2 separate regions of the Homo sapiens genome follow, and region 1 is linked to region 2. Evidence: chromatin contacts called from ENCODE Hi-C or POLR2A ChIA-PET data. All regions are on one chromosome and are shown on one strand. The core of a region is the stretch at or near the end of the contact, and the rest is flanking DNA. Distances in the headings are between cores, read along the strand shown.

What was found. Hi-C counts contacts between places; a loop is a spot of excess contacts on that map. ChIA-PET counts read pairs that join two places held with the same protein, here RNA polymerase II (POLR2A). Pooled maps may share reads with other maps.
Region 1: a loop to region 2 is called in a pooled map, with 4 times the contacts of the local background. The contact joins two enhancer-like sites. A Hi-C loop is called at or near these places in 5 of 37 single-sample maps with no recorded cell type and 4 of 50 pooled maps. POLR2A ChIA-PET finds 5 or more read pairs at or near these places in 3 of 52 experiments (BJ, activated B cell and activated T-cell).

Annotation. Positions count from the first base shown.
Region 1 is chr9:112,018,124-112,022,555 of GRCh38, reverse strand. No RefSeq gene overlaps it. Among named protein-coding and RNA genes, the nearest start is that of LINC02977, 20 kb to the left of the region's middle. Within about 2 kb of position 1,700, at least 7 of the 41 ENCODE cell types and tissues checked have a DNase peak (open chromatin) inside an H3K27ac peak, as active enhancers do.
Region 2 is chr9:112,216,223-112,221,001 of GRCh38, reverse strand. PTBP3 (polypyrimidine tract binding protein 3) reads left to right here. Exons shown (of 14, transcript NM_001163788.4): 14 at 1-2,567. Among named protein-coding and RNA genes, the nearest start is that of SUSD1, 43 kb to the right of the region's middle. RefSeq lists an enhancer at 1,799-1,848. Within about 2 kb of position 2,026, at least 2 of the 41 ENCODE cell types and tissues checked have a DNase peak (open chromatin) inside an H3K27ac peak, as active enhancers do.

The sequences.
Region 1 (4,432 bases), core at 451-2,950, 200 kb after region 2:
ACGAGGGGGCCTCCCTGTATTTGGACATGTACAAAACTATTTGAAATGTCAGCACCACGAATTGATGGAGGAGTAGGAGGCAGACAGAAAGACTGAGAAATGGAACTGAAATAATGACTGTCCCAGAGGGCAGCCCCCGATGGCACTGAAAATGGGGAAGTGTGAGGTTCCAAGGAGCTTGGATTGTGGGAATGGTGGTGGCAGCAGAGAGCCAGGAAAAGCAAGCTTGAGCTGACATGCTTACGGGAAATGATTATGTCTCCGAGGGAACCTGTAAAGTTTAAAAATAAACCAATAATTTGTACTCTGTTTACTCTGTGTATTTTTAATTTTTTACCAGAGAAAGGGCACGAGAGTAACTGAGAGAGAGGAGTCCAACTTTGGAAGGAGAGCAGGCCCAGCTGAGGGATCAAAATCAAGAATTAAGATTCAGAATAGTGCATTTCCAAATGAAACCACATGTTTTTAAATTAATGCCCAAACATTTAATCTATTTCTATGCAATCTTTACATAACAAGTGATCATAAGCAGGGATATTTCTTTGGGTCTTTTTTTTGAGACAGGTTCTTGGTCTGTCACCCAGGGTAGAGTGCAGAGGCGTGATCATGGCTCTCAGCAGCCTCAACCTCCCAGGCTTAGATAATCCTCTCACTTCAGCCTCCTGAGTAGCTGGGACTACAGGCACACACCACCATATCCAGCTAATTTTTGCATTTTTTGTAGAGACGGGGTTTCTCCATGTTGCCCAGGTTGGTCTCAAATTCCTGGGCTCAAGTGATCCCCTTGCCTCCCAAAGTGCTGGGGTTACAGGCATAAGCCAACATGCCTGCCCTTTCTTTGAGTCTTTTAGGCAATTTATAAAGAGAATATGGCTAGAGGAATGATTATCATCTATTGAATGTTTACCTATGGCAGGAATAGAGCTAAGTACTTTGGAAACAATTATCTTCATCATCATCATTATCATCACCACCACCATCATCAATCCTATATTAAACTTGATAAAACTGAGGTGTAGGGAGGTTAAGTCATTATCCAGGGTCACCTACCAGTACCTAGCAGAGCTAGGATCCCAACCCAGGGCTTCTAACCTAAGGCTTTGTGCCCTACAACCTGAGCTTGGAAAGTTTATGTGTATACAGAATTATATGAGGCTGGGCTCCGTGGTTCCTGCCTGTAATCTCAGCACTTTGGGAGGCCGAGGCGGGTGGATCACCCGAGGTCAGGAGTTAGACCAGCCTGGCCAACATGGTGAAAGAAACCCTGCCTCTACTAAAAATACAAAAAGTAGCTGGGCATGGTGATGCACGTCTGTAATCCCAGCTTCTCGGGAGGCTGAGGCAGGAGAACCGCTTGAACCTGGGTGGCGGAGGTTGCAGTGAGCCGAGATCATGCCATTGTACTCCAGCCTGGGCAACAAGAGTGAAACTCTGTCTCAAAAAAAAACAACAAAAAAATTACGTGAAGGCAGAAATTTGCTTCATTATTAAAAGATCCTCTGGGTGGTAAACTCAACTTGCTATTTTCTAGTTAAGAGATCAAAAAAAGACTGACCTCAGATAAAAATTACCTGACCTCTGGTACTAAAAATCAAACATTAGCAAATGATTCACTTTGCTTCTCAATGTAAAGGTGACACATTAGTGTGCTATTTTTCAAGTTTCAGTATGATTCACTTTGTTTCCTGCTAAACATATTCCCAGTCTTGCAAACTTTGATTTTAGGGTGGATGAGAATATGTGTCGTAGGTGCCTGTATGTCAAAACAATTTGTAGGATAGTTAATTTTTAAATGCCTCCTGGCAGCCGGTTTAAACATTATTATAACTACTGGCAGAGTTGAGAAGTAAATAATTTTGCCTCCTAGGAAACTACTAAATGAATGACTACTTTCTTTCTTTTTTGTATTTTTCTTTAAAAAGTTTTTTTTTTTTTTGTAGAGACAGGGACTTGCTATGTTGCCCAGGCTGGTCTTGAACTCCTGGCCTCAAACCATCCTGCTGCCTCGACCTCCCAAAGTGCTGGGATTACAGGCGTGAGCCACCGGCTTACTTTCTTGCTTCTTGTAATTGAATTTTCACACTCGACTGCATACTGGAAGTAGCTTCTCTTTCATGTCTCGTGATATTTAAATTTTTATTTTCATTTTTTTCTGCACAACTACTAAAGAACCCCACTCTGCACTCTTGTGCTTTACTAATTCTTGGCCATGTTAGAAACCCCCTGGGTATCCTTTAGCAGACTGGAAAATACCCCAATTCAAGGTATCAATGGCATTTTCCTGAAAGGACATTCTAAGTAAACTGGCTCACAGAGAATACGCTCTGTCATCTGAAGGCATCTTCGTTGCCTGTCCCTGATATTTCTTCACACCAGACCTGGTAAAAATGCACATGTCCCAGTTTCTTTTTTTTTTTTTTTTTTCTTTTTTTGAGACAGAGTCTCGCTCTGTCGCCCTGGCTGGAGTGCAGTGGCACGATCTCGGCTCACTGTAAGCTCCGCCTCCCGGGTTCACACCATTCTCCCACCTCAGCCTCCGGAGTAGCTGGGATTACAGGCGGCAGCCACCGCGCCTGGCTAATTTTTTTGTATTTTTCTTTTAGTAGAGACGGGGTTTCACCGTGTTAGCCAGGATGGTCTCGATCTCCTGACCTCGTGATCCACCCTCCTCGGCCTCCCAAAGTGCTGGGATTACAGGCGTGAGCCACCACATGTCCCAGTTTCAAAAAGCTGTATTACATTGTCAACTGATTCAGACGCCCAAAATCAGTGCACATTATAATCACCTGGGAAGCATTAAAAACTACTGATGCTCAGGTGTCACAAGCAGAGATTCTGATTTCATTGGTCTGGAGTGCCACATGGTCATGGAGATTTTAAAAAACCTCCCCAGGTAATTCTCATGTGCAGCCAAATTTGGAAACCACTGCCTCACAGTCCCAGGTGCAAGTTTAGCCATGGTCCTGTTGGGAGTAGAGCAAAAGGGAAAATGTTCATTCCAGGCAAAACCATGGTGACTACCTTGGGTCTCAGGAAGCACATCCCCTGGAGTCCTTGGAATCCAGTGATGGTAGCTTCCGCCAGTGTTCTTTCTTGGTGTCTGTCTCCCAGGGTCATCATACTTGCCAGAGAAACCTCATCATTGTTTTTACCAATGGAGAGGATGTAGTTGATTTTATTATTATTATTATTGAGACAAGGTCTCTCTCTCTCATCCAGGCCGGAGCACAGTAGCACGATCCTGGCTCACTGCCTCAACCTCCTGGGCTCAAGGGATTCTTCTGATTCACCTGCCTTGGCCTCCCAAAGTGCCCAGATTACTGGTGAAAGCCACCACGCTTGGCCAATTGTATTATTTTTTTAATCCAGCACTTAATGTTGAATTGAGACTATGCCAAGCTTTAATGGCAATACTTGTTGTGTAGAGCCTATTACTAAGTAACACTATTTTATGACAATCACATCATTTTAGTTATATTGGGAAGAAGATTATGGGTGCGTAGAACTCATTTATGGGATGTGGGTCTTCAGTTGTCGTTTATTTGCTTTCAATTGACTCCTTTGTCTTAGGCCACACACATACACATCTTGCCTGGGCTTTAAAATATTTTCCTTTTTCCTGCTTCCCACTCAATCCACCATATCACCTTCCACTGTCTTACTGCCAAATTCTTCAAGAGAACAATCTATACCTTCCACTAATCACCAAGCAGCCCCAAATCTAGCTTCCATCTGTATGGCCCCATGGAAACTCTACCCTCAAAGATGATGAATGGTTTCCTACTAACAAAATCCAATAGCTTCTCACTTCATTTTACTAGTTATTCAACACCATTTAAAATTCAGGCCAGGTGCTATGGCTCGCGCCTATAATCCCAGCACTTTGGAAGGCCAAGGCGGGTGGATCACTTGAGGTCAGGAGTTTGAGACCAGCCTGGCCAACATGGTGAAACCTTGTCTCTACTAAAAATACAAAAATTAGCTGGGCATGGTGGTGGGCACCTGTAATCCCAGCTACTCGGGAGGCTGAGGCAGGAGAATCACTTGAACCAGGGAGGTAGAGGTTGCAGTGAGCTGAGATCACCCCACTGCACTCCAGCCTGAGTGACAAAGTGAGATTGTTTCAAAAAATAAATAAATAAAATAAAATAATATAAAATAAAATTCTATGAGGCCAGATGCAGTAGCTCATGCCTATAACCCCAGCATTTTGGGAGGCCGAGGAGGGAGAATTGCTCGAGCCCAGGAGTTTGAGACCAGCCTGGACAACGTGGTGAAACCCTGTCTCTACAAAAAATACAAAAATTAGCCAGATGTAAAGGCAAGAGCTTGTGGTTCCGACTGCTTGGGAAGCTGAGGTGGGAGGATCACTTGAGCCCGGGAAGCAGAGGTTGCAGTGAGCTGAGATCATGCCACTGTACTTCAGCCTGGG
Region 2 (4,779 bases), core at 777-3,276:
AAAAAATATCAGGATGGTGGAAAAACTAGATCTGTGTATCTCTGTTTTGGCATGCATTTATTCAGTATCTTCTAGCAATGGTTTTTCTCTGTTGATCTACCGTAGTATCCTATTTTTAAGTTTATTTTATTTTTAAGGAGTATTGTCATCACTTTTCAAGGTGTCTTGACTTCTACACAAAGTATATATATTCAGGACTTTAAAAAATAGCAGTACACATTTAACAGTAGCGAATTACACCAAAATGATTTACTTTGAGATTTGAATAATTTGCATAGCAGTAAAATGTGTTTTGTGTAACATACAAATAGAAAAATGACCCAGTATCTTAATTGATACTTACTGGAGAGTATCAGAATTACCCAGCAGCTCTTACAGAATGCCATAAATTCTTTAAGACTAAATATTGAAATCAATTATTTGAAGTAATGTTTCTGATTTACTGTTAAAAGTTGCTGAGCTCAGTTTTTGGAGATATCATTTATGCCTGCCTGTTCCCTTATGACAGTGAGGCCTTCTTTGGCTCCACCTAGTATGATAATCATGGGTTCTGTTTTAGTTGATGAGAAGTGGCTCCTATGAATGCCTCTGCTCAATTTCTTTTTATTTTACTTTATTTTATTTTTAGGGGTCTCGCCAACTCCTGGGCTCAAGTGATTCTCCTGCTTCCACCTCCCCACAGTGCTGGGATTACAGGCATGAGCCACCACGCCTGGCTCTCTGTTCTTTTCAGTGTCTCCGTGCCATCAGTCAGCAGTGCTTACATGTTTAGCATATTGTCATGCAGTTTCTCTTCTGTTCCCACGAGATATTTTTGGACAAAAAATTGACAAAAGTACATGTGTTTTTCCCCACCTATCCCTTAGAAAACCTAATGTGTACTGCTATTTTTAAAACCAAAAAGAGACAGCGTGACGATGCGTAAAGCATTTTTCTTAGCCTTTCCTTTGTCTTGATCTGTTAATGAGAACAAAACTGCCAGACTCAAAATACTCTACTATTGTGCTGAAAGAAATACAATTTAGATTGCACAAAATTTGAAAATATAACTCAGCTGTCTTTTAAAAGAGTTGTGTTGTTATCTACAAGACTATTAGCAGTCTTTTTTCAGAGCAAATTTTAACAGCTAGTTGTGAGTGGTTTAAAATATAGAAAATTATTAAAATCTTAGTTTGAGGGGTTTTATAGTGGGAGAAAAAACAGGACCAAAGTTTATGTGCCTTCTTCAGTAGTCTTAATTGACCTTTTCTTCCTATTTGAGACTAAAGTAGTATCAGTATTCTGGTTTTCAGGAAATATGTACTATATAGTTTTAAAAGAATGTTGTCCCACCAACTATTCATCCAAGCAAAGAATTGTAACTATAAATAAAGTCTCAGTTACACTTTTGCCTTTATCACATAATATTCATTGTAGAGCATTGTGCAGGTCCAAGAATAGAGCTGCTCAAAATCTTTGTGGTAGTTTCCTTAGTTTTTGTAACCTGAGGCATATGTTCCAGAGAACAGGGATATTTGTCTGGTCCAGTGACCTTGGTGATCATAGTCATAATTGAAAGATGCCTATGGCATGCTTAAATCAGCATTGTCAACTGATTTGTTGTTGTATTATTTTCACTTCTTGGATCTATGTAGTAGTTGTAATAACAAATATTTAAATAGCTATTTTTTTGATGCCATTAAAAAAATCATACTCTGGCCTTTTTTCCCCCTTACTGTTGTTTCCCAGATCTTTTAAAAATTCATCCCATATCCAGAAAGTACCAGTTATAAAGATTGCTGACCAAGCAAAGTTTTGCATCAAAGTGTCACCTCATTGCTCTGACCAAAGACTGACTGTTGTGGTTTTAACTCCTCTCTGTAAAGCATTTTGCATTTTCCCCAAGCTCCTTTCTGAAAGAAGAACCAGTGCAGAGCGGCCTTTACTTTCAATTTCTACTGCTGAATAGACTACTTAGAGAAAATGTGAGTTTCAGTGTGAACAGAATGGATTAGGATGACGAGTTTGATGGGCATTTTCAGTACTGTATCTAAGAAAAAAAAAATAGCACAGCTAGGAGCCTCTGACATTGTCTGGTGTTTTACGTGGTCTGTTCATCAAAATTCCCCTTTTCAGTTTTTAAGAATGTTCGTCTAACAGAAGAAAATGCTGTAAATATTTGTAACAACATTTTTTTTAACAAGGCCAAAAAAGAAAAAAAGGTTTTTGGGAACAAATGAACTTATAAAGTGGTTTTATATAAAACATCAATTGTCTTGTATATTTTGGATAAGCAGCAGTACCAGCTTTCATTTGTAACAGTCTGTGGCATTGGAAAAAAAGGAGTCTGTGATTGTTGAAGTGAATTATGTTATAAATGCAAAGAGAAGATAAAATATTAAAAAACATATTTTCTAAATGCGTAGTGCATGGTTAATTCAAGCTTCTGTACACTACAGTATATTCCATTTTCGTTCAGTTTGTATATTTGCTGACTATTACTTGATATCTCTAATCTCTTTTCCTAACAAATATAGCATTGTAGCATGCCTTTTAATAAATGTCATGACATCTGTACTCTCTTAAAATTTTTCTGTGTTCTTGTCTGTACTTTGGGTTTCCCTTTGTCTTACCTGTAATTCTAATGATGTCCTATTTTCTTTTCTTTTCCATAGCCATCCATCTAAACGTGTCATGGTTAGTGAATAGTGAGCACATATTCAAACAATGTTCAAAATGGGAAAAACACAAAATCTATTAACTGTCTCTGTCTTCATTTAGGAATAATTCTCGTTTTGAGGAGCAAAGTGCTTTCCTAATCTTCCTATGATGCACCTTCTCTGGCACTGCCCCGTAATGCAGGGGCATGGCGGCATGCTTTCTTGCTTGCACACTCACTCTCCTTTTTCTTTCTCTCTTTCTCCCCATATGTGCAGTGCCAAACTACAGTTGGAACACTATTTCCAGTTTTGTTCAGTATTTGGCTTCCCTACGGCATTAGTATACATACACTTTGAGACACAAGGTGTGATCTCAAACCAAATTTGTGTCCTCTTTAAAAAGGTAGCACAGATACTAGCTGATGCTACATTCCTTTTCCTTAGACAAACGTTTTACTTCTCAGATCTTTAAAGAATTGTTGGATTGCAGAAGTCTAGACTTAGCGTTCATTGTATATTTTAGTCTCCTGGAAGTGGGAATTTATTTTGAATGGAATAGAAAATTAGGTAATCACTACTAATCTTTGCTGGCTTACCTGTAAAATCTGTGGTCTCCATAAATACTGGGAAAATAAATAGGTATTTTTACATGAGGCATTTTTATCAGGAAAAGATAAAATAACTGTATGACTATATTAGGCTTTTATAAACTCGATTGACTGTGAAATGCTTATTTACTCAGCAGAGGGGTTATAACCATCATTAAGTCATGTCAGTGACCCAAGAGACCACCTAGTTCAATTTCCAGTTAACAGCAAGGAAGCCCAGGTCTCTGTGACTTGGTCCAGTGCACTCTATTGCACCCAGGTGTTGCAGTTTCAGACTTCCAAGTGCTGCTAAGGTTATGATCTTGAAGATCTGTACACAGTATTGGAGTGCTTATGTTTTCTCCTAAAAGCCACATGATCATACCTCACTGCAACGTAAAGACATTGAGTAAGTGGTGAGAATGTTTCTGATGAAGGGTAAAAATGCCTTATCTACTTCTGAAAAATTTTTTAATGTCGTTTCACATTTTAAATTTCAGAAAACTAACAAAAAATGTAGTTACTGTTTGTATGAGTTTGCTAGGACTGCCATAAAAAAGTCCCACAGACTAGGTGGCTTAGACACCAGAAATGAGTTTCTCACAGTTCATGGAGGCTCGCAGGCCACGATCAAGGTGTCAGCAGTGTTGATTTCTTCCAATGCCTTTCCTTGGTTTGTAGATAGCTGTCTTTTCCTTGCGCCTTCTACAAGCTCGCTCTTCTGAGTGTGTCCATGTCCTAATCTCTTCTTATAAGGACATCAGTCAAAGATGAGGGCTTACTCATATTATCTCATTTTACCCTAATTCCTTAAAGAGTCTGTCTCTGAATGTGGTTACATTCTGCGATTCTGGGGATTAGGACTTCAACGTAGGAATTTGGGAAGGGGGACACAAAATTCAGCCCCATAGCACTGTTTTATTCATTCAGTTCACCGAGTACTGATTGTACCAGCACTTGAGCTAGGTGTTGGGAAAAATATAGAGTTAAGCACGTGGTGACTTACCTTTTAGAAATGTGTAATGTAGTAGATATGTCAGCCTAAATCCACAAATTAAACACGTTACTTTTGAACTCCTGCCTTCAATAGGAATCCCCAAAAATGGATCATGAGGCCTCTCTGAGGCACTTCTCAGAATACATATGGCTATAACTATCCTACAGCTAGTTGTGAATATGTAGGAATATAGACCCTGCCATAATTTGTCCTTTTTACTCTTAGAGATAAATAGCCATATCAGAGCAATGATTATTTCTAAGACAAATGCCATTACTTAAAAAAACAATTGTAGAAATAAGAGGACATCGTCAGACAAGCTGTGCCCAGTATTTAATGTCTAACATTTGTGATAAATGAACTGGGATGCTGGGTTAGGTATAGTTAGGAGTGATAGACCTATTTGTAGTCTTACTGTTTCTACATCAAAGCTTTTTTTCCTGTTGTCTATTTCAACCTATAATGGGAATTCATCACTTTCCTTTGTGTGTTTTTTATCAAAACAGTTTATGCTGAAGTGATAAAACTCTAGTAATAATTTTGCTGGAATTACCAC